Linked DNA regions of Homo sapiens: region 2 is linked to region 1. Evidence: chromatin loops called from intact Hi-C (ENCODE). Cell type or tissue: HepG2. All regions are shown on one strand.

Region 1 (2,500 bases):
TGGTATGCAATTCATCTAAATACATTAATTCTTTAAAACTATTAAATGCCTATCATATGCCAGGCACACAAGACATTGTCTGACCAATTCAGACTCTTCATCTTGCAAATATAACAAATACTCTCAAAGTACAAAAAATTCAGAGAGATGACTTGTCCCTAAGTTGCAGAATAATAAATTCATTTCAAATTATCATTGCTTGATAATTATGCTGTCATTGTTTAGCTCAGAAACACTTTTCACTTAATATGTATGTCAATAAGGTACATTTTAAAGTATTTAGTATGCGATGTATGGCTTAACATAGAAAACTTAGAGCACAAGCCCTAATAAACCAAGTCCTATAATAATTTTATTTGCACATGTGTCTTTATAAAGTGGGTCAGGTGCATCATTCACTTAGCAACTCAAGATGATGATGTTAATACTAAATGATGGATGCTAAGAGTGGCTCACCTCCTATCATCCCTGTCTACAAGGGTTCCCGATCTTGGCTACACATTAGAATCACTGGGGGAACTTTTTGAATTCCCAATGCCTAGTCTGTAACCCAGACCAGTTAAATCAGAATCTGTGGAGTTGAGACCCAGGCACCAGTATTTTCTAAAGCTTCACAGGTGTTTCATTATTCTAAAGGTAAGATTATAAAATCAAATAACCCACACCAGGAAATAAATTAATATGGTACATTCATAAAGTAGGGTGATATACAGCCATCAAAATAACTTTGTGGAAGAATATTTAATGAAATGGAAATATGCTCATAATATATTGTTAACTGAAAAACAGGACAAAACAATACATGGAGAGTGCTCTCATTTGTGTATCATTGTACCTCCTCTGTATTCCTCCCACCCTCTAAAAAAAATGTTGAATAAAAGACAGAAATAATGGACAACAAAGTTTTAACATTGGGTTTCTCTAGATGGTAAGATAAGTGAATTTAATTCTATCTCTCTCTCAAAACTTCTTCAATGAAAGAGCAGTATGCAATTTTAAACATAAAATTTTTAAATAAGCTAAGTACAGTACTTAAAAAATAGATCATACTGCAAGCTACTAGGGCACACATTTAAACAAAAAGGGTTTACCGTCAGTAGCACTTCCAGCAAATACAAACATTTATCATAGTATAAACAAGGTCTTCAATGCTAATCAAGTACAATTCCCATTCATTTGTTAGTTTTTGTCCATTTTCTGCTATGCGTGTCTCTCCTAAGTTTTGTCTCCTAAGGAACATGTTAACAAAACAGGCCTTGCTCACGTACTCTCCAGAAAGAGGTAGCACCATCCTTGTCTATCCGTTTGGATTCCAGGATAGTATTTACAAAGTGCAGTTCTTCTACTCTTCCTCAAGGGGGACTTTACTCAAATATATGAAAGCCAAAGTATTTGTTATGAAGGAATACCTGAAAAGCAATAGTCATGAAGTATTAGTTATGAAGAACTGAAATAGAGTTTTATGAAGCAAACTATATAAGCTTGCCCAAGCATGGGCAAAATATCCCAAAGGCTTTCACAGTGTCTGGTTCATAGCCAGGACTCAGCAACATTTGATGAATGAATAATAAATGTATTTGTTCCAACATGGGTTTAATGTAGAGAAAGGGGTTACATTTGGCAAATCCCAGATTCTATAAAGTCTGAAATCTTTATAACTTTACAAAACATATTTCAGCTTTTCTGATATACATATATAGATATAGATATAGATATAGATATAGATATAGATGTAGATATAGATATATCATCTTCAAGGCCAAGTAATCCAATCTGATCATCTCATCAAAAGATTAGAGGGGACAAATGTAAAAATGCCTGGCAAATGGTAGGCCTTTAGTAAATTATGACTATTTCAATATTACAAATATATATATAAAAATACACACACAACTACAAATAATATGTACACATCAAGCCAATGTATGTTGTGTCAGCCACCAGTTCATCAAGATGTCGATGCGACTACACCAGGAGTAACAACTTTTCTATCAGTTCAGGTCCTGTTTGGACTTTTCCTCTGATATTATGCTGGTTTTGTGTCATCCTCCAATCTCCTTCCATATTCTGCCTTACGGAGCAGATGTCTGCATTCCATGCCATATGATCAGAGAGGCAGTATAGCACAGTATTAATCACGTAAAGTTGGGGAACTGGTTTGAATTTTTGCCCTGTCACTTAGCTACATGACTTTGGGTGAGTTAATTCATTTCTCTGGGCTTTATCTTTATCAACTATAAAATAAGGATAGTGATAGTACCTCCTTCATGGTTAAATGAGAATTAAATAAATCAATAAATATAAATGCCTCAGAACCGGGTCTTGCACAAAGTAGCACTCGATAGATGGGGTTTTATTTATTCATTCAATAAAATGTTAAGTCTGCATTCCAGGCACTGTTTTTGGATGGGAATAATCAGCAACAAGAGACAGGCACCATGTAGCTCTTGTTGAGCTTACTGCCTAATCAGAGAAACAGACAATAGTATCAGTAATCACA
Region 2 (2,500 bases), 89 kb after region 1:
TTACAGGCACGCACCACCACTCCCAGCTAATGTTTTGTAGTTTTAGTAGAGACAGGGTTTCGCCATATTGGTCAGGCAGGTCTCAAACTCCTGACCTCAGGTGATCCGCCCGCCTCGGCCTCCCGAAGTGCTGGGATTACAGGCGTGAGCCACCACGCCTAGCCCACAGTTTTTTTTAAAGTATTACTTAAAGTCTTACAAAAAGTGTTGCTATTGTAATCAGATTGAGAATGTGTTTTTGGAGGCTTAACAGGCATCTAGCATATTGCTGTCATTCTTTTACTAAGACAATATCATTAACAGTGGCTTAAGTTGATATGGTCTGCTATCTTTTTCTATTCATACATAAACATGCAGCCTTTTGTTCATGGATGCCCGTTCTGTTAGCCTGTTGTAAGATCCCAATTTATGTTCGTGGAACTGAATTGAGCTAACTATACAGATCTTTGACTACCACTTAGTACAGAGGCTTGTGCATAGAAAGCTATCCAGTTTAAATACGGGCCAAAAGTCCTGCAGAATTGCTGCTGCTTCTTGCAGACAATTATTTAAACATCGAATGCGTTTTAAATGGTGTATAACTTATAAGGCAAGAAATTTATAAGTAATACAATTTCTATAAAAGAGAAAATATCACTGTAAAAAATTTTTTTCTTCTACTTGTAGGAATCAGAAATGTCTCAAACTGAGTATAACCCACACAGTTACTATTGAGGAAAAAAATTCCAATTCTTAGGTACTTTAGAAAGAAATTAAAGGTGAAGATATTATATATCTAGAGAGTGTGTTTTGCATTACCTTTGTGCACCATTAAGCAACCCAAATTATTTTTGTCAACCAGTCAACATTTCAACCATATCTGGCTTCTTGGTGTTATCCAAATGTTTGTTTTTTTACATCATGTTGACTCCACAGCCACAGTAATTTTTAAACACTCGGTTCCTCTACCTTTGGACTTCAGGGCACTAATATATGGCAGGCATTTCAACAATGTTTTATATGACAGAAAAAGTATTCCACAGTGGTTTAATATGGAAAATTATAATAAACAGCTAGCATTTACTGAGCACTTATCTTGTGCCAGGCACTAGGTTTCACACGTATTATTTTATTTTACCCTCAGGGCAAAAAAGAAAACTGAGCGTTGGAGAGGTTAGGTAACTTATCCAAGGCCATAGGCTTAGTTAATAAATAAGCCGGGACTCAAATCCAGATCTAACTTAATCACTTATCTCTCAACACTCAACATCCTGTTATTGCAAGAGCAGTTCATTAAATGTTACAAGAAATTCAGTGTTTCAAGAATGCAGTACATGCTGACAAAGACATGGATACCATAGCTTCTTCATTCTTCTATAGATAACCATTATTTTATCTGTGTTCAGAGCTATAACTGAAGAAGTGGGAGAAGGAGGAAAAAGAAGGGGAAGAGAAAAACAGCAAGAACAAAATGAACAAGAACAGGAAGAAAGAAAGAAAAAATTAATTTAATATTTTTCCCTTGGAAAATAAAAGCTAAATTCCAAGAATATATCATTTGGATCATATTGGTTAGTTCTTAAGTTACTGTCTCTCTGATCTAAACCCATCCTTCTTTTCTTTATTTTGTAAAGTTGGGACAGAAACTTTGAGAATTGCGTTTCCCCTTTGTCAGTTAATTCCTGTTAAAATCTGCCAAAGACAGCTGCAGAAGAAGATTATAAAGCAGGAGGAAGACCAATATATTTTAGAAAGAAATAATATGGATAACAGCAGCAGTAGATAAACTGGGAAAAAAAAGAGGCAACAGAGAAATTCATTAAACAAATAAAATAAATCTTTAAAAATATTAATAAAATTTGAAAACTTCTGGCACAATTGATCAAGAAAAAAAGAGAAGCCACAAAAAAAATTGAACTGAATAAAAGGAATAGAGAAGTAGAGCTACAACAGAAATGAAGAAAGAATACTGAGGGTTTCTGCCTCAAGGAATGGCAGATAATTTATCTCTTATGAATACTCTGACTCCCAGTGGAAAATGGAATAGAGACAAAGTAGAAATGTGGGATTATTGGAACATATAATAAAGAAAACTTCCAACATAAACAAAATGGATTAGTATAATGAATCGTGAAAGAAGTCGGAACTTAAACATTGGAGGACAGAACACTACCATAGCTGCAGGTATTTCTGGGATGGCAAAATAAGGCTAGTTCTGGGAATATATAAAGAAAATGGAAATTGGAACCAAATGCTTCTTCAACATAAAAAGCCATTGCTAGGGTGAAGCTGACACAAACAGCCAGCTAACAGAAAGGAGCAAACAAAATTGGAAAATATTCAAAATACATAATGCATAGTGATAGTGCAAGTGTGTGCCAAACGTGCCCTCATACACTGTTTATGGTAATATTAATAGTATACAACCTTTCTGAAGGCAATGTGGCAATATGTTTCAATACCATAAAAATGTACATACTGTTTCATAAGGTGATCCACATTTGGTAGTTTGTTTAAAGAC

The links. Hi-C counts contacts between places; a loop is a spot of excess contacts. Peaks named below come from ENCODE experiments on the same cell type or tissue, not always from the same donor. Only the 100,000 strongest peaks of a DNase experiment are listed, where the experiment ranks them.
Region 2: it touches region 1 in a loop (4-fold over the local background); 22 of 110 quality-filtered maps call a loop at or near these places.

Annotation. Positions count from the first base shown.
Region 1 is chr4:73,433,379-73,435,878 of GRCh38, reverse strand. No RefSeq gene overlaps it. Among named protein-coding and RNA genes, the nearest start is that of AFP, 1.6 kb to the left of the region's middle. RefSeq lists a cis regulatory region at 1-60, silencers at 1,421-1,451, 1,075-1,481 and a promoter at 1-2,500. In HepG2, a CTCF peak has its summit at 1,319; a DNase peak (open chromatin) is centred at 1,318; H3K4me3 peaks cover 373 bases.
Region 2 is chr4:73,344,243-73,346,742 of GRCh38, reverse strand. All of the region lies in intron 3 of ANKRD17-DT (ANKRD17 divergent transcript), which reads right to left. Among named protein-coding and RNA genes, the nearest start is that of ALB, 59 kb to the left of the region's middle. In HepG2, no CTCF peak of the experiment used is centred here; DNase peaks (open chromatin) are centred at 912 and 1,202; H3K4me3 peaks cover 1,375 bases.